Regions from separate parts of the Homo sapiens genome. Here region 2 is linked to region 1. A link is an interaction called in ENCODE POLR2A ChIA-PET data of the cell type or tissue named here. Cell type or tissue: Panc1. All regions are shown on one strand. Each heading gives the region's core, and the rest is flanking DNA. Links, peaks and the distances in the headings are about the cores only. Region 1 overlaps SMURF1 (SMAD specific E3 ubiquitin protein ligase 1). Region 2 overlaps KPNA7 (karyopherin subunit alpha 7).

Region 1 (10,146 bases), core at 1,044-9,043:
GGCCTTTCTAGTTAAAGGAAAGCCATGGAGCTATGTTTAAAAAACAAAAGCACATAGCTATGGGGCTTGGGCATATCTTCTTTTTAAAATGTCACTATTACTGTTTTGTCTCCAGATGCAATTTAATCCATTTAGATATTTAAACCAAGTGGAATGTTGTTTCCACATTTCTGGACTAATGGGGGAAAAAACACCCTCATATTGTTTTAAAACAAGGCTTAAATAATGTATAATCAGCGCGTCTGGTGACGCGCCCCACTCTGTAATTCCAGCTGTGTTCACCTCCACTGCAGCTGAAAGGAATTCTAATTGGCTGAGGAATGTCGGCAACATCGTTTATCACTGAGCAGGAACCTATCCTCCTGGCTGCTGGGTGATGCATTTCAGATGTTTTAAGCTCCGGAGCCCAACTTGCAGCTTGCTTTCAGGAGTCTGGAGGAGCATGTCACGAAGCTGCAGATTGTAGATGGCAGCCTGCGTTCTTTGTATGTTGGGCATCCGCTGAGTTCTCTAAAGGGCATGATGCTTTCCTGTGGTTCCAACACTGGACTGGGGATCAGAAGGTCTGAATTTGATTTCTAATTCACACAAGTACCACAATGAAGAAAGGGGAGGGGGTGCATAGGATTATGATCTTTTCATGATTCAGTTTTCCTATCTTTAATGCCAGAGATCTGTCTTTTTAGAGCACAAAAGGACCTGCTAGAGATGGATTAAATATTTTAATGAGTAGTTATGAATTATTTATAGAGTAGCACAGTATTAATACAGTCATAGATTCCTGTTATGTCTTATTCCTAAATAGCCAGGTAAATAATAAAGCTAATAACGTACTTTGACATTGAAGAAAATCTATAGAACCGGTTAATAAACATGGAAAAATAATACAATGAATTGATAAATTATGTATTCAGAAATTCCTTAGAGAAATAGTGTTAGAAGCCAAAACCAGTATTATCTTTATTTTTATTTTATGTTTTTCCCAGGCCAGGTAATGTGCCATCGGACAGTATCATGTTTATTTTTTGTTTTGTTTGGAGATGGGGTCTCACTCTGTTACCCAGACTGGGGTGCAGTGGCACCATAACAGCTCACTGCAGCCTCGACTTCTTGGGCTCCAGTGATCCTCCCACCTCAGCCTCCCGAGTAGCTGAGACCACAGGCATGTGCCACCACGGCTGGCTAATCATTGTAGTTTTGGTAGAGATGGGGTTTCGCCCTGTTGCCCGGCTGGTCTTGAATTCCTGAGCTCAAGCAATCCACCTGCCTCAGCCTCCCAAAGTACGTGGATTACAGGCATGAGCCACTGCACCTAGCCAGCATCATCTTTAAATGATGAAATTGTGGAAACATTCCCATTAAAATCAGGAACAATGCAGGGATGTACACTGTCAAAATAGTTATTATTAATAACTAGAGAAAGACATCAGAAAGCAGGAAACAAAATTGCTGTTATTTATAGACGTTATGATATATCTTTAAAAGCCCAAAAGATCAGCTGAAAAACACTTATAAACAATAAAAAACTTTAGCTGGATGGAAAATTTCTCCATGGCAAAAAATAGGATAAAATCAACATGCAAAGACAAACTAGGAACAACAATCTGTAATGGATACGAAAATGAAAGTCTGGTTTTCCTAATATATAAAGAGCCTTCAAAATCAATTAGGAAAAGGCCAGTACCTAATAGGCAAAGAATATGGACAATTCACAGAAAAGAAAATGGAAATGGATTTGAAACATGTGAAAAGACAACCCTATTTTCTCTCTTCTTCTTTCCTTTTCTTCTTTAGAGATGGGGTCTTGCTCTGTCGCCCAGGCTAGGCTAGAGTACACTGGCGTGATCATAGCTCACTGCAGCCTGGAACTCCTGGGCTCAAGCGATCATCAGCTTCCTGAGTAGCTGGGACTGCAAGTATATGCCGCTGTGCCCTGTTCTCTCTTATGCCCATTTTCTTTCTCTAAAAATTTATTTTTAATTGATAATCAGCCCTATTCATACTAAACAAACTACAAATTAAAAGTAAGAATGAAACAATTTTTCATCTAGAAGAGTGGCAGATCAAAGAGATTGAAAATCTTCTGTGATGAGACAAGAGTGTGGAAAAACAGGTCTTTTACTCTAGTGGTTGAGAATATAAATTGATAGAGTAGGTACCAAGAGCAGTTTGGCACTGTCTATCAGATCATAAATGTTTATGCTCTTTGATCTAGCAATTCTGCATGTAGGACTTTTTTCTTATGGGTGTTTTCACACATTTATGTAAAGTCCGGTGTGTAAAATCATTGCAGCATTGTTTGAAATTATAAAAGACTGAAATCAATGTGAATGTGTATCAGCAGGGACTAGTTAAGTAAATTATCGTGTATTCCCAATGATGTGTAGCTGTAACATAATAAGATAGTGTTTTATATTCTGATATGGAACATTCTCCAAGATATATTATTGAGTGGGGGGAAAAAGCATGATTCAAAACAGAGGCTAGTGTGTGTACTATTTGAATAATAAAACAAGAAATAAAAATAAAGGGGGAAATCTATAGATAGGTCTGTATAGAATACGACTGAAAGATTTTGACTGTTGATTTCCTTTGAAGAGATTCTCCTGTTCTCCTCTTCAGAGGAAAGAGAGAGGAGAGAGGGAGAGAGGAGAGAAAAGAGAGAAGAGAGGGTGACTTTTCATTATATGCCTTTTGTAATATTTAATCTCCTCCCTTTTCTCACCCCCTTGAGCATGTATTGCTTTTCAACAATTAAAAAGATTAAAAAGCTCTTAAATAGATAAGAATTTCTTAGAGCAACTAGTAAGTACACTAACTGCCAATTGTTTTGAAATGTAGACATTCTGAAAAATCAAAATGATTGTGCCGAATGTATTTTAAAAGGCTAAAATATTATAGCATTTCAAAGTACATACTCATATTTATAAGGACTTCCTCACTAGGAAGATTCCTGGGTTCTACAGAATAAAATTCTTGGCTACTTGTCTTATAGCTCTGAACAGACTTATTTTCCCAGAGAGTATGTTTATTATGTAATAGCGAGTTGCCTGACCCCCCAAAAAGCTTGTTCTATCATATTAAAATAAGGCAAAATGATTACTTTCAGATTAAGAAATTTGGACTCTAGATCTTGTTTATATAGTGAGTTCTTTAAAAAACTGAGGTCTTGGTTCTGAATAATAGTGGTTTACATAATTTATTTAGAATGTCATTTGGGGTTATCTCTGACCTATTTTTATAAAATAATCTCATCTTTAAAATAGGAGTAAAATGCTCATTTGCATAAGCCAGTAATAATAATTTAGTATTTTTCCAAGTATTTATAGTCAATGTGTTTGCCATGAACTTTTTTAAGGGATTGTTTTTAATTTTAGAAGTGCTTTAAAAAGCAATATTGGCATCTGGCTCTGTAGAAGTAGAAAACATGGTAACTTCAATGTGATATATTTGCTTTTTTCCCCTCTTAGGTCTTTGGGGTAAAAAAAATCCAAAGTTTACTCAATTTTATTTCTACATATATTACCTACAAATTATAGAGGTGAGACCTGCTTGCTGCCTGTTCATACCTGTCAGTGATACTAATACCTCCCGTCTGTACAGTGTTTCATAGTTTCCAAAGGGTTCTCGCGTGGTTCCTCACTTGAGCCTGGTGAGGAAATACCTGTAAACATGGGTAGAAGTTTTAGTCCCTTGTAAAACTCTGGTATAATATCAAAACCAGGAAATTGTTCACAGATTCTAAGGATTGGGGAAAAGAGAAAAATAAACAAATTGCTCAGGAGTAGAATTTGCAAAAAAAAACGAAACAAAACCAAAAAACTCTGGAAATAAGGCACGTTTAGCCTTACAGAGCGAGACCCTGTCTCAAAAAAAAAAAAAAAAAAAAGTGGGTGGAGAAGCACTTTTCCTGATCTAGATCAAGAAATAGAATATTGCTGGTGCTTGGAATGTCCCTACAATCCTGAAAATAGCTCATTCTCACTTTCTACCTCCCTCAGCCGCACCCCCCTGGCAAAGATAACCACAGTCCTGACTTGTAACAGCCTGTTTTTGAACTTTGTATTAATGGAATCTTACTGCATGCAACTGGTTTCTTTTGTTCAATGTTATTTTTGTGAGATTTATCCGTATTGTTATGTGTGGTTGTACGTCAGTCATTCTCTTTGCTGTTCAATATCCCATTATGGGCATATACCATAATTTATCCCTTTATCTGTTGATGGGCAGAGTCCTTTCTAGTTTTGGCTTTTAAGACTAGTGCTGTTTGGAATTTTCAGGTATATGTCTTTTGGTGAGTATTTGCATACACTTCTGTTGGGTGTATACTCAGGAGTAGAGTCACTGGACTGTGGAATAGGCATATGTTCAACTGTAATGAAACTTGCCAAATGCTTTTCCGAAGTGGTTATACCAATTTACATTTTCCACCAGTGGCGTATGAGAGTTCCAGGTGCTCCTTTGCCAATCTGCGTGTTTTCTTTTTCATTTTAACCCTTTCCTTGAGTGTGGATTGGTGTCACATATTGTGGTTCTACTTTCTTTTTTCTCTAATCTATACCTTAAATGGCAGCCTTAGAGACCTTTTTTTTTTCTTTTTTAATTTTGAAGTAATGATAGATTCACAGGAGATGGGAGAGAAATGTACCGGGAGGTCCTGTGTACCCTTCACTCAGCCTCCCCCAATTTTAGTGTTTTGTATAACTGTGGCATGTCAAAACCAGGAACTTGTTCATGGGTTCTAACGATAGGGAAAAAGTAAGGGCAAAATAATGCAAGCAAAAAGACCCGGGAAACTAACTGTTTACATTGGTGCAATCCAGAGCTTAGTCAGATTTCACTAGCTCCGCGTGCACTGCGTGTGGGTGGGGTGTGTGTGTGTGTAGCAGTCTATGCAGTTTGATCCCATGTACAAATTCATATCACCACCATTGCAATCAAGATGACCAGCTGCACCACCACCCCAGCCTCCTTGGAGCTATCCCTTTCTAGCCGCATCCACCCATCCCCAGTCCCTGGGACCCTGGCAACCACTAAACTGTCACCCCCAAATCTTTTAAGAGCATAAATCAGATCATGTCATTTCCTTCCTTAAAGCCCTCCAGCAGCTCCCTACTCAGAATAAAATCAAACTCCCTCTGTGATCCTGCCATATTCCTCTCTGGCAGCCTCTGTGCCAGGTTCTGCCTTATTCTCCACCCCAGTCCTCAAATGTGGCGAGTTTAATCCTGCTTAAGGGCTTTTGCATGAATTATTCCTCTGTGTGTGTGTGTGTGTGTGTGTGTGTCCGTGTGTCTGTGTGATGTTATAATACTCTTCCTCTTGACTTCTCAATGGCTTCTTCCTGTCATTCAGGCCTTCAGCCTAAATAAATATCATCACCTCAGGGATACCCTCCCTGACCATCCCTTCATAGTCCCTCCCTCACTCACGATCAGGCAGCCTATTCTGCTGTCTTCATAGCACTCACCACTTCATGGTATTTTTGTTTGGTTATTCTCCCATCATCCATCTACCAATGTCCAATCAATTTTTATTTTCTGTCTCTGCTCTTGGTAGTCAAGTTCCGTGAAGCTAGGGTCCTTGCTGTCTGTTTACTTCTGTATCCCCTTCAACACTGCTTGGCACCTGCTGGTGCTCACAAATACCTGGTGAATGAGAGAATTAATGCCCTCCTTGTTTATTGGGTCTCCTGGTCGCCTCTGAGTTGGGCGTCGGAGGACACCTCTCCTGGAGGCAGCATTGCGTTCATAGCCACTTCTTGTTGATATGAGCAGGGATTAGAGATCAAGCAATTACAGGTTGTTGTCAGCCAGGCTTGGGGTTTCTTTGACTATGTGATACCCTAAAAGGCAAGTCTACTCTATCTTGGGCTTCTGGGCCATTCCAGGGGCTTGAACCAAAGCCCGAAATTTTAATTCTGGAATTTGGCCCAGCTTTGTAGCTTTTGGTTTCCAGGTCTTTTCCTTAGCCTCTCCCTCAGGGCTGGCGGGGATAACTGGTTGGGCTGGAGAGACATCATTCATTTGCCCCTTGCCCAAGCTTTGCGGTTGCATCTTGAATAACGTTTCCCATTTTCAGGCTGTGAATACTGGACCTGAGTGCTTGGGAGAGACCTGGGGAAGCCTTCTTTTGCTCACCCTACCCCACAGCCTTATCTCCTGCTAAGTCTTCCCTCCCTTTCTTTCTTCATCCTATCTCTTGGTTCCCCTAGATTGCATTTTGTAGCAGAAAGGGCCTCTTTTCCTCCCTCTTCACTGCATTTTCTTTGAGACAGGATCTTGTTCTGTCGCCCAGGCTGGAGTACAATGGCACAGTCATAGCCCACTGCAGCCTCAAACTCCTGGGCTCAAGTCATCCCCACCTCAGCATGAGCCACCATGCCCAGCTAATTTTTAAACTTTTTGTAGAGACAGGGTCTCACTATATTGCCCAGGCTTGTCCAGAACTCCTGGCTTCAAGCGATCCTCCCATCTTGGTCTCCCAAAGTACTAGGATTACAGGCAAGAACCACCCACCTACCCATTTCCTTGATTCTTTCCTACCAAGTCCCTTAGTGTTCCTTGTAGTCTTGGTGGTTGCATCAGACCACAGTCTGATTGTTTCTTTCCCTGATAATAAAGATAGTTAAATTCTCAGGCCGGGTGAGGAGGGTATTCATTGATTTTTCACCCTGCCTCCTTTCTTCAGCTAATTTCCACATTTTTAATTCTGTCTTTTATGTACAATATCGCACTTCCTAATGTTGTTGTTGTTTAAAAGCAGGATACCTTCAGATGTAAGTAGCAGAAAACCTAGGTTAAATTAGCTCAATAGAGAGAATTTTAGTGACTTCACTGAAAAGCCCAAGTCATTCCAATGGCAAAGCAAGGACCTGGTTTCTCTCTATATCTCAGTGTTTTGACCTCAGCACTATTCATGACCATCTCTTCCCCTTGTGCTCAAAAGCTCCATGGCTGTTTGCTTGCAGCTTTAAATCCAGCAGAAAAGTTAAAAGTCTGCTTCTTCAACAGCTCAGTCCTGGGGTAGAAGGCCTGGAGTTGAATCCTCTTGTCTCATTGGCCTAATTTGGGTCAAGTGTTCATTGCTGAACCAACCGCTGTGGCTGGGATGATGGGATGTGCTCGTTGGACAATTAGGTTCCATCTTTGAATCTAATCAGGGGGTTAGTCCCACCCACAATACAGACTTGGGTTGTTTGGGGGAACAGGAATATGGATGCCAGGTGGGCAATCAATAAATAACTAGATGATACCGATTGTTTTCTTTTAAAATTTATAATGTTAGCTTCATTATGCTGAGTAAAAGGAAGGTACAGCTACCATTTAATGCACTTCTGAAAAAGAAGTATACCTTCTTTGTGGTAGTATGAAGCAAAAGATTTGGTAAAAGTGCCAAGAATTTTTGACCAAGGGTTAGGAGTGGTACCTTTATATGTGAACTTAGCCCCATAAATTTTGTTGTCAATTTGTATTGCAGAATGTTCCTGGATTGTTGTATAATGTTATTTGGGACTTTTTGTTTTTCTTTTTGGAGACGGAGTTTCACTTTTGTCACCCAGGCTGGAGTGCAGTGGTGTGATCTTAGCTCACTGCAATCTCTGCCTTCTGGGTTCAAGTGATTCTCCTGCCTCAGCCTCCCAAGTAGCTGGAACTACAGGCATGTGCCACTGCGCCTGGCTAATTTTTTGTATTTTTAGTAGAGATAGGTTTCACCATGTTGGCCAGGCTGGCCTTGAACTCTTGACCTCAGCTGATTGGCCCGCCTCAGCCTCCCAAAGTGCTGGGATTACAGGTGTGAGCCACTATGCCCAGCCTATTTGGGAGTATTTTTAAACAAAATTCAGGTACAGATTATAGGAATACATTCTTAAATTATTTCTCTAGAGATAACAGAGCAGTTTTAAGAGAGAGAAATACATGCTGATTATCTGTAAATTGAATTCAGGATGTGTAGAAAGAAAAATAATTTAGTTTTTATGCAATAATATGATTTTTATAGGATAGTTGATTATCAGCCCTACCCTATAATAAATTCTTTGAATTAATGTCTGTTCTTGATATCTGGGGCTCTGTATTTTCACTTCTATATTCTTAAAAAGAAAAAAAGTTTTTGTAAGATGCTTCGCTGAAGTTCGAACCTGTGTTCCAGGAATGGTTGAATCCCACAGACCGCCAAGCTCTTCCGTTTGTGGAATCAGCAAGGTGGAATGATGAAGGGCTCGGCTGGAGCCAGCCTGTGCCTTTACACAAATGACATCATTTCTTAGTTTCCTTAGCTATAAAAATGGGGGAAGGCTGGGTACAGTGGCTCACACCCGTAATCCCAATATTTGGGGAGGTTGAGGTGGAAGGATCACTTGAGCCCAGGAGTTTGAGACCAGCTGGGGCAACACAGCAAGACCCTATCTATACAAAAATAGAAAAAAATTAGCTGGGCATAGTGGTGCACACCTGTAGTCCCAGCTACTTGGGAGCTGAGGTGGGAGAATTGTTTGAGCTCAAGAGGTTGAGGCTACAATGAGCTGTGATTGTGCCACTGCACTCTAGCCTGGGTGACAGGGTGAGACCATCTTAAAATAATAACATAACGTAAAAATGGGGAAATAACTGGAATCACTTCAGTGTTGTTGTGGGTAGTAAATGAAATAATCCACATGCACTGTCTGGTACATAATGTGTTCAATATGTGTTAGCTAATAGTAACATGGTCTTATTTCAATGAATCTAAGATGACCGCTTGCAAGTCATACCATTGTTTTATGTACTACGTAAAAAGAAACACAGGTAATTATATTGCAAAATGTGATTCATTTGAAGATTTCAAAACATATGAAAAAATGTGTCTTGAAATCAATGATATATGGTTTTAGGGCTGCCTCTGACTTGGAAGTCCTGGGAATTGTTTGCATACTCATAAATATACACCATCTGTCTTGGTTTAAACATAATAGAGTATGATCTAAAGTTTCTTTTCAATTTTGTTTTTGTTCTAAACTTAACATTGAATTTGGCCTCGTGTTGCAACACTAGAAATTTAATAATCACTCATTTATTCTGTAGGCTTAAATAATGGATTATATAACACCTAAGATTGGCTTGGCAACTTCGGTTATTTACTTTTCTTCAGTGATTTAGAAAAAATATGAGACATGTTTTTGGACATCGTTGCTATTGCTTGAATAAACCTGTTTGGGAGGTAAAGGCAGGTTAAATGGTAGTGCCGGTAACCTCTTAGAGTAGCACGAACTATTGGCAGAAAGCCTGCTTAGGTAAACACCTTTGATACACCCAGCACATTCAGTTTAGAAAGTACAATATTGATATTTGAAAGCAATGCGTGGTAGTTGATTTTCCACTAAAATTTAAATGTGGACAGGGTATTATAGAGCTTGAATGATAGTCACAGGCTATTTAAGGACCAACTTGTAGAGTAAAAAGTTGCTATGTAATACGCTTAGCATAAATTTAGAAGTAAAACCTGCAAGGATAGCATATAGCCTTGTGAGAATGCCATTTCCCTTAGGAGCCTGGTATTTAGAATGTTATGAATGGGATATTTATTATAAGCCTGTTTTTTTTGTAAAGGCTTGCTTTTTGATATTAATATTGAAATGAATTACGGAAGCCGTTTTGGGGACTTGACCTGTTTACTGACTGCGTCATTCATGGCTTAACCTCATCAGCCAAATGTCAGCAGGATTCTGCTTTTAAGACAACCACATGAGAACAGATGAGCCATTCGGTCATCTTGTCATAAGCCCCAGAGGCTATCTCCTGGCACATCTGGCATGTGATGTATTTAAGTATTATTTGAGGGTGTTGAGTATAATTTTGTAAAAGACTGTACCCTGGTACATTCCATATCTTAATGCATTCTGAAACAGCGATATTATTTTTTTTTGGAAACCCCAGAGGGTTTATTTACTGTATTTTGCATAGGGTTCATCTGAACAGTACAAAAAGTACCTTTTTATTTTAGAAAAGGAGTTTTGGTTTAGAAAATGGAACCTGAATTGAAATAAAAGTAAAATTATTCTCAAAAGGAGACAGTTTATCGATTTAAGTACATTTCGTATCGCCTATGTAGTAGCGTTGTTTATATTTAGAATAGACGCAAGCCAGTCCACGATCTCTCAGCAAGACT
Region 2 (10,146 bases), core at 807-8,806, 65 kb before region 1:
CCTTTGTCAAAAGGCTAATGGCCATTACTCCTATGGCTCTGAGTCTGTGGAATCTAGATTCTAGTGGGGGATGGAGAGGATTTTTATTATACTTTTTATTTTTATTTTTTGAGACAGGTCTCACTCTGTCACCCAGGATAGAGTGCTGTGGCACAATCAGAGCTCATTGCAGCCCTAATCTCCCTGGGTTCAAGCGAACCTCCTGCCTCAGCTTCCAGAGTATGTGGGACTACAGGCACTCACCATCATGCCTGGTGAATTTTTTATTTTTTTATAGAGACAGGATTTTGCCATGTTTACCAGGAGGGTCTCGAACCCCTGGACTCAGGTGACCTGCCTGTCTCAGACTCCCAAAGTGCTGGGATTACAGGTGTGAGCCCCTGTACCTGGCCAAAAAGGTGATATTTCTAATTGAAAATTTACTTGCTATCCCTAAGCCTGAAAACCGAGGAAATGAGGGTTGGTGAAGGTTATTTCTCAGTAGAGGCATCTAGTCCCTGGATGGGTGAGGTCTTTCCTAACACTTTGACTTCTGTCCTGTCTTCCCTTCTCCATCTACCCCAACCTTATTAAATGCAGATCCTGGGTTGACTTCAAGGTTAGTCCGGTTTCTGTGAATACCGAATGCCTTGACCAGGAAGTTTTCCTTCTTAGCACCTCAATAATGGTGTCTCTATATTCTTTTGGGGTACACCACTGTCTGTCCTACCTTAACTACCCACATGCACCCTTTTTACCCTGCTTGGTTTAGGTCTCATAGAGGGCAGAGACTGGTTCCATTTTTGTCAAATTGGGTCCAATGATGTGTTCCCATTCATCAATGAAATGTGTACAGTCATTCTGAGTTGCCATAGGAGTCCAAACTATATCTCTAGTTAGCTTCATTTGTTTGGAGCAGTCCCTAGAATCCCCCCATCCAAGGATGGTATAAAACAAAAGGGAAAAAAGGCCAAGCACAGTGGTTCACACCTGTAGTCCTAGCACTTTGGGAGGCCGAGGTGGGTGGATCACCTGAGGTCAGGAGTTCGAGACCAGCCTGGCCAACATGGTGAAACCCCATCTCTACTAAGAATACAAAAATTAGCCGGGTGTGGTAGTGGGTGCCTGTAATCCCAGCTACTCAGGAGGCTGAGCAGGAGAGTTGCTTGAACCTGGGAGGCAGAGGTGGCACTAAGTCAAGATCGTGCCACTGCACTTCAACCCATGGGTGACAGAGTGAGACTCCATCTCACTCCAACAAACAACCCCAAAAAGTTGTTTTTCTTTTGGTCCCATATTAGCTTTTTTTTTTTGAGACAGAGTCTCACTCTGTCGCCCAGGCTGGAGTGCAGTGGCACGATCTTGGCTCACCGCAACTTCCGCCTCCTGGGTTCAAGCAATTCTTCTGCCTCAGCCTCCCGAGTAGCTAGGACTACAGGTGCCCACCACCACACCCAACTAATTTTTTGTATTTTTAGTAGAGACGGTTTTTTACCATGTTAGCCCGAATGGTCTCAACCTCCTGACCTTGTGATCTGTCTGCCTCAGCCTCCCGAAGTGCTGGGTTTACAGGCATGAGCCACTGTGCTTGGCATATTAGCATATTTTTTAAAGAAATGAAGGTATAATTCACATCAAAATTCACTCTTTAAGTGCCTAATCAGTGGTTTCTAGCATAGTCACAAAGTTGTGCAACCATTGCCACTAGCTAATTCCAGAACCTATTCATCACCTCAAATAGAAACTCCAGTCATTCAGGAGTCACTCCCCATTCCTCATCCCCCACCGTCTCTGCAAACACTAGTCTACTTTCTGCCTCTCTGGAATGACCTGTTCTAGACATTCCCTAGAAATGCAATCATATAAACATGTGAGCTTTTGTGTTGAGCTTTTATGTTTTCAAAGTTCATCCATGTTGTAGCATATATCAATACTTCATTCCTTTTGGGCAGAATGATAATCTGTTATATGGAGAGACCACATTTTGTTTATCCATTTATTTGTTTATAAGATGGAGTCTCACTCTGTCACCCAGGCTGGAATGCAATGGCACAATCTCGGCTCACTGCAACTTTTGTCTCCCGGGATCAAGCCATTCTCCTGCCTCAGCCTCCCGAGTAGCTAGGATTACAGGCATGCATCACCTGCTAATTTTATATTTTAGTAGAGATGGGGTTTCACCATGTTGTTCAGGCTGGTCTCGAACTCCTGACCTCAAGCAATTTGCCTGCCTTGGCCTCCTAAAGTGCTGGGATTACAGGTGTGAGCCACCGTGTCTGGCCTTGTTTATTTATTAATTGGGGGACTTTGGGTTGTTTCCACTTTTTGGTTGTTATGATGAATGCTGTTATTAACATCTGTGTACAAGTTTTTGTGTGGAAGGGTGTCTTCAGTTCCACTGAGAATAACTGGGTTATGAACTAAGCCTGTTTCACTCTTTGTGGTAGGCTGTATCGTGGCACCCCAAGTGTCTGCATCTTCTAGTCCCCAAACCTGTGAATATTACTCTATGAGGAAAGGGATGTAGCATATGTGATTAAATTAAGGATTTTGAGATAGAGAGGTGATACTGGATTATCTGGGTGGGCCTGGCATTCGATGATTCTTATAAGAAGAGCAATGTGATGACAAAAGCAGATGCCGGGCATGGTGGCTCATGCCTGTAATCCCAACACATTGGGAGGCTGAGGCAGGAGGATCACTTGAGCTGAGGAGTTCGAGACCAGCCTGGCCAACATGGTGAAACCGCGTCTCTACGAAAAATACGAAAATTAGCCAGGCCTGATGGCTCATGCCTATAATCCCAGCATATTAGGAGGCTGAGGCGGATGGATCACTTGAGGTCAGGAGTTCAAGACCATCCTGGCCAACATGGTGAAACCCTGTCTCTACTAAAAACATAAAAATTAGCTGGGTGTGGTGGCATGCACCTGTAGTCCCAGCTATTAGGAAGGCTGAAGCAGGAGAATAGCTTGAGCAGTGAGCTGAGATTGTGCCACTGCACTCCAGCCTGAGTAAGAGAGCGAGACTGTGTCCCCCCACCAAAAAAAAAATTCCAGCCCTTTGTCCATTTTTAAGTCAAATAAATTATTTTTTATTGAGTTGTAAGAATTCTTTATATATTCTAGATATTAAACCTTAGCAGATATGACTTGCAAATATATTCTGTTCTGTGGGTTGTCTTTTCACTTTCTTGATAGTATCCTTGGAAGCATAAAATTTTTTAATTTTGAAGAAGTCTAGTTTATTTTCTTGGTTGTTTGTGTTTTAGGTATCATATCTAAAAATTCATTGCCTAATCTAAGGTCACAAAGATTTGTGCCTATATTTCTTTCTAAGAGTTCATAATTTTAGCTCTTACTTTTAGGCCTTTGAGCCGTTTGGAGTTAATTTTTGTAAATGGTGAGAATGGGAGTCCAACTTTGTGCTTTTGCATGTGATACATAGTTGTACCAGCACAGTTATTTGAGACTATTTTCTACCCATTGAATTGTCTTGGTACCTTTGTCAAAAAAATCAATTGACCGTGAATGTGAGGGTTCATTTGTGGACTCTCAGTTCTCTTCCATTGATCTATACGTTTATCTTTGTCATCAAACAAAGGTTTGATTACTGTAGCTTTGTGGTAAGTTTCGAAATTGGGAAGTGAGTCTTCCAGCTTTGTTCTTTTTTTCAATATAATTTTGGCTATTCTGGACCCTTTGTATTTCCATATGAATTTTAAAATCAGATTGTCAATTTCTACAATAAGGGCAGCTCCGATTTTCATGGAGATTGCATTGAACCTATAGAATGGAGTCATTGAATTTATAAGGTTGGAGTATTGCCATCTTAACAATGTTAAGTCTTCCAGTCCATGAACATGGGATACCTTTTCATTTCAGTCCTTTTTTTTTTTTTTTTTTTTTTTCAGTTTGCAGCATATAACTCTTGGATTTCTTTCAATAAATTTATTACTAAGCATTTTATTCTTTTTATGTTGTAAATTAAATTGCTTTATTTTGATTTTTGATCACTGCTAGCATGTAAAGATACAATTAATTTTTGTATATCAATTCTGCAACCTAGCTGAATTTTATTAGCTCTAGGCTTTTGGTGTAAATTCCTTAGGATTTTCTACATATAAGATTAAGTCACTTGCAAATAGTTTTATTTCTTCCTTTCCAATCTGGGTGCACTTTATTTGTTGCCTAATTAATGCATCTAGAACTTCCAATGCCATGTTGGATAAAAGTGAAAAGAGCAATATCCTTGTCTTATTCCTGATCTTGGGGGAAATCTTTTAGACTTTCACCATTAAGTATGAGGCTACCTCTGAGTTTTTTGTAGATGCCTTTATCAGAATGAAGAAGTTTCCTTTTATTCCAGTTTGTTGAGTGTTTTTTTTTATTATGGAAGTATGTTGAATTTCATTAAATGTTTTTTCTGCATTGAGATGATCATGTGGGTTCCCCCCCCTTTATTAATACGGGGTACTATGTTGATTTTTTTTCACATGTTAAACCACTCCTGAATTCCTGAGTTAAATCCTAATTCATCATGATGACCAATATGTTGACCATATGTTTCATACGTTTAGGCATTTGGTTTCCTCCTATTTTGTTGAATTTTTGCATCAGTAGTTATAAGGGATATTAGCTTATACTTTTCTTGTAATATCCTTGGTTTGGTATCAGAGTAATACTAGCCTCTAAGAATGAGTGAGAATTTTTTTTTGTAAAGTTGGTAAAGTTTTTTTGTTGTTGTTTTTTTTGAGATGGAGTTTTACTCTTATCACCCAGGCTGGAGTGCAATGCTGCAATCTTGGCTCACTGCACCTCAGCTTTTTGGCCTTGATGCTTTCTGATAAGAAATCAGCTGTTAATCTTATTGAGGCTTTGTACATGAATTGCTTCTCTTTTGCTGGTTTCAATGTTTTTGATTCTGTAGTTTTGGCTTTCAACAGTTAGATTATAATATGTCTGGATCTTGGGATTTATTCCGTTTGGAGCTCATTGAACTTTTCAGATGTGTAGACTAATTATTCTATTGGATTTGGGAATTTCTTTGGCCATTATCTCTTTAAATATACTTTCTGCCTCTTTCCCTCTTCTCCTTCCTATTCTGCATTTGTTGGTATCCTTGATGATGTCCCACAGATCTCTAAAGATCTGTCAATTTTCATCTTCAGTCTCTCTTGTGTGTGTTATCTTCCTCAGACTGGATAATTCCAATTAACCTATCTTCAGCTTCACTGCTGCTTTATTATGTCTGCTTAAATCTGCTGTTAAGCCCCTTTAGTGAATTTTTGTTTCAGTTATTGTATTCTCCAATTCCAGAATTTGTATCTGGCTCCTTCCAATAACTGATATCTGTTCACTGATATTCTCTATTTAGTGTGACAGCATTGTTGCACTTTAGTTCTTTAGTCATGGTTTAGTTCTTTGACTATATTTAAAATCTTTGTCTAGTTCAACATCTGGTCTCCTCAGGGACTATTGCTATTGATTGCTTTTTTCACATATATATGTATATGTGTGTGTCACACTTTCTTTGCTTGTCTCACAATCTTTGTTGAAAACTAGTCATTTAAAATAGTGTGACAACTCTAGAAATCAGATTTTCCATTGCCCCAGGGTTTGCTGTTGTTGCTGGGTGTGCTCGTTTAGTAGTTTGAGCTAATTATCTAAAATCTGTATTTTTTTGTGATGTGTGGCTGCTGCAGTGTCTGCTTGGTTTGCTCAGTGGTCAACTAATAATTAGAGACTTATTTTAACACTTCGAACCACGAAGAAAAGAACACTCAATTTTTGCCAAGAAGCTCTGTGTTGGGGGCATGCGTTCACCACTCAGCCAGGCAGTTGACAATTCTGACGTAAGCCTTCACTTCCTGTTTGCACAGAGCTTCAAAGTCAGTGAGAGGGAAGAGCTGAGGGTCTTAGTTTTGTTGTTGTTGTTGTTGTTGTTGTTGTTGTTTTTAAGCATATGCATAGCCCTATACATGACATTCCCTTTCAAGTTTTTTTGTTAGCCTGTTGTTTATCCCAACTCTTATTCAACCTCTCAGGTAGCTGTGAAGTTAAACAACTTCCTCTGTTTTCAATGAACATTCTTAGGGAAAAGCCTTTTCATACTGACTAAGCTCTGAGTCAAAATAGTCTGTAAGTGGGATCTTTCAGGGAATGACCAGACAGATCAAATAATAATTTTCTGGGAATGAGGCTCCAAAGGAGGACCTACCTATTTTGCCTCTTCTGGTGGTTGGGAGGCTGTTGGTTTTTCACAATGATTGTGGACTGTTGGTTTTCAGGGTTACCATGGAGCTGAGGGTGGGTGGGAATAGGGCAAGTCAAAATGCCACAAAGCTCTCATGCTACTTACTGAGATTCAGCTGTCTTTCTTGGATAAACACTTCCTGGCTTGAATAAAACAATTGGCCGCAAGCCTTTGGTCAATTTCTACAGTGCTGAAAAAGTTGATTCTATTTTTGTCAGTTTTCTCTTTGCCTATGTGGAGGAGAGAATTTTTTGGATGTCCTTAGTCTGCCATTTTGTTTTGTATCCACTAGCACATTCTTACTGCACGGGATAAAAATGTTCTTGGGATCCAACTAATGATAGGAATTACTTCTCCCCTAAGCATGGGAAGGAACACACAGATCTGTGAGATCTGTGGACTATATTCTCCCCTCCCCAAATATAGAACAGCATGCAAGATGGGACATCCTGTTCAAGCCAGGCTGTTTTAATCAGATGGATGATGGCTAGAGTAGGTGATGTTTACAGCTCATTTTGGCAGACAGTCTGACCTGAATGTGTCTCTTCTTGCAGGTCAGCCTCACTCTGGGTGAAATAATCAAAGGTGTGAATAGCTCAGATCCAGTCCTATGTTTCCAGGCCACCCAGACAGCCAGGTATCTCCAAACAGACTTCTGCTGTTGCAGGTTCATAGTTAGCAATGAGCGTCAGTGATGGCTGGAGCGCCGGTGGCCTATTTGGTTTCTTGGCATTGGCAACATGCCCGTAAAACACAGGAAAAGGCTAGCCCATCTAAAAGACGAAATTGCTATTCTACACTGTCCTTGAGGGCAATTTAAAAGCTTCGATGTGTTGTCAGAGATGAATTGCTTAATTTACATTGGCCTCTACAGAAATTTCATCTTGTAGATAACACCTTAAAGGGGAAAATGTTGATTTAATACCGAAAAATGCTATCGGTTGAACACTAGGATCTTAAGTAGCTCCGGCCCAGCTATGTGGCTTATGTATAAAAGGAGGTTCTTTTTTTCTCTTTTGAGATGGAGTCTCACTCTGTCACCCAGGCTGGAGTGCAATGGTATGATCTTAGCTCACTGCAACCTCCGCCTACTGGGTTCAAGTGATTCTCCTGCCTCAAGCCTCCAGAGAAGCTGAGATTACAGGTGTGCACCACCACACCCAGCTAATTTTTATATTCTTAGTAGAGATGGGACGGGGTTTCACCATGTTGGCCAGGCTGGTCTCGAACTCCTGACCTTGCGACCTCAAGTGATCTGCCCGCCTTGGTCTCCCAAAGTGCTGAGATTACAGGTGTGAGCCACCGCACCTGGCCTAAAAGGAGGTCCTTAATACCTCTCTCACTTGACCTCCCCCTCCCCTGCCCTCTCTTTCATTGCATAGGAAAATGCTATCCCAGGAAAAGAACCCCCCTCTGAAACTGGTCATTGAAGCGGGCCTCATTCCCAGGATGGTGGAGTTCCTGAAGTCATCACTTTACCCCTGCTTGCAGTTTGAGGCTGCCTGGGCCCTGACCAACATCGCTTCAGGGACTTCGGAGCAGACTCGTGCCGTGGTAGAAGGGGGAGCCATCCAGCCCTTGATTGAGCTCCTGTCTTCCTCCAACGTGGCTGTGTGTGAACAGGCAGTGTGGGCTCTTGGTAATATAGCCGGTGAGACTCTCCCCTTAGTGGGCTAAGAAAACGGGGCCAGGTGTGTGGGATACTATAAGGTTTCTTTGGGTGGTGGGGTATACTCGATGTCCCAGAACACTTTGCCATGTAAATACCTAGAAGTGCTGGCAAGGGTACAATGAGCTGTTTCCAAACTCAAAGCCAGGCCAGGCACGGTGGCTCACGTCTGTAATCCCAGCATGTTGGGAGGCCAAGGCGGACGGATCACTTGAGGTCAGGAGTTCAAGACCAGCCTGGCCAACATGGTGAAACCCCGTCTCTACTAAATATACAAAAATTAGCCAGGCATGGTGGTGCATGCCCTGTAGTCCCAGCTACTCGGGAGGCTGAGGCAGGAGAATCGCTTGAACCTGGGAGGAGGAAGTTGCAGTGAACCAAGATAACGCCACTGTACTCCAGTGTGGGCAACAGAGGGAGATTCTGTCTCAAAACACCAAAAGCCCTCAAATCCAAGTTTAGAGGCCAAATATTGAAGCTGAAACAGGATGATACAGTGTATACTGAAGCCACAGGCTAACTAGAGACATCTGCCAACACTAAGGTCCTACAGCCTCAGGGCTTCGTGGCTTCAAGAACAAGTCTTTGGCTTATGCAGTGTGGGAGTTTATGATAGACCCTTACATAACTCGGGACCCCAGAAGGACTCTGCCTTCAGTGGAAGTTGCTAAGGGAACGTGCCAAAAACAAAAACAAAACAACAACAACAAAAAAAAACTCCTTGGTTTGGGCTAACAAGCCTTCCCTGAAAGTGGAATCCTCAGACTACCTTTCTGAATGTGGCAATCGATGCTCTTTCCTGCATGGTCTAGTGAATTAGTGCTGTAGGGTCGGAAGCCCCCAGATTCTTGGCTGACATCAATCCAGTGACTTTCTAGGGAAAACTCAATTAGGTCCCTCAGGATTTTGACAAATTAAGATCAGCCGACTATTAGCATTTTCAAGTTCAGAGAAGCAATAACTCCCGTGACTGAGTCAGCAGAAACAGTATGATTAGACCTCCAAGGACTCCACATATTGGAATTAGCAAACAGAATATAAAATAACTGCTAAAAGAAAACAAAAGCTTGCAGAGGCTTGGCGTAGTGACTCATGCCTTTAATCTCAGCACTTTAGGAGGCAGAGGTGGGAGGATGGCTTGAGCCCAGGAGTTTGAGACCAGCCTGGGCAATGTAGTGAGAACTTATCTCTACAAAAAATAAAAATATTCACCAGGCATAGTGGTGTATGCCTATAGTCCCAGCTACTCAGGAGGCTACGGTGGGACAATTGCTTGAGTTCTGGAGGTCGAGGCTGCAGTGAGCTATGATTGCACCACTGCACTCCAGCCAGGGCAATAGAGTGAGATCCTGTATCCCCCTCCCCCGCCAAAAAAAAAAAATAAAAGGCTGCAGGAGGAAAAAGTGCCTATTAGAGAAGTTGTCTCTCATTTTGCTTGGTGCAGTAAAGTAGGCAAGACTGGATGGTACAATGTGATGACTTGCCTTTGATGGTTGACAAATACAAATAGACTTCTAGGGTCTAAAATTGTTATCCTAGCTAAGGTAGCTGATGGCTGGTCACCAGCACCTGCAGATCCCCAGACTTTGTTCTGAGTTGCATTGGAAGTTACTGCCCTGTGCCAAGGTCTTCTGGGAAGACAACTTGGTCTGGACCAGCCTTCGTCTTCCTGAGAACCATGCTGTGAGATGCCAACAGCCCACCTTGGCTGAGTTGGCTGGCTCTGCTTCTAGCAGTTGCTGCTGTGTGATGCCTGCCTGTTACATCAGGACTGTCCACCCACCAGCCATGCCAGACTTCCAGAATTTAGTACGTGGCTCTACTACCTACTTGCTAAACCCGGGAATGAGTTTTTGTCTCTTGCCCTTTGCACACTCTTAAAAAATTAGTCACCCACTTCAGGATTGTCTTTGTTCTCTCTCTAAATGTCACATTCTGCTCTATTTGTAGGTGATGGCCCAGAGTTCAGAGATAACGTCATCACAAGCAATGCCATCCCACATCTCCTAGCCTTGATTTCACCCACCCTGCCGGTAAGTGTCTTTTTCTTTCTCTTTTTTTTTTTTTAAATTAAAATTTTAAAATAATCTTAATAGAGATGGAGCCTCACCATTCTGCCCAGGCTGGTCTTGAACTCCTGGCTTCAAGCAATCCTCCTACCTCTCAAAGTTCTGGGATTATGGACGTGAGCCACAGTACCAGGCCAAGTGGATGTCTTTAAATGAGAGAGAACCTCGTTAGGT

What was found. ChIA-PET counts read pairs that join two places held together with the same protein. Peaks named below come from ENCODE experiments on the same cell type or tissue, not always from the same donor. Only the 100,000 strongest peaks of a DNase experiment are listed, where the experiment ranks them.
Region 2: POLR2A ChIA-PET joins it to region 1 with 7 read pairs; 14 of 35 experiments call an interaction of 5 or more read pairs at or near these places.

Annotation. Positions count from the first base shown.
Region 1 is chr7:99,127,841-99,137,986 of GRCh38, reverse strand. All of the region lies in intron 1 of SMURF1 (SMAD specific E3 ubiquitin protein ligase 1), which reads left to right. Among named protein-coding and RNA genes, the nearest start is that of SMURF1, 11 kb to the left of the region's middle. In Panc1, for the core only: no CTCF peak of the experiment used is centred there; no DNase peak of the experiment used is centred there; H3K4me3 peaks cover 507 bases; H3K27ac peaks cover 3,251 bases.
Region 2 is chr7:99,192,809-99,202,954 of GRCh38, reverse strand. It overlaps KPNA7 (karyopherin subunit alpha 7), which reads left to right. Exons shown (of 11, transcript NM_001145715.3): 4 at 6,789-6,871; 5 at 7,617-7,885; 6 at 9,854-9,936. Among named protein-coding and RNA genes, the nearest start is that of KPNA7, 10 kb to the left of the region's middle. In Panc1, for the core only: no CTCF peak of the experiment used is centred there; a DNase peak (open chromatin) is centred at 1,734; H3K27ac peaks cover 370 bases.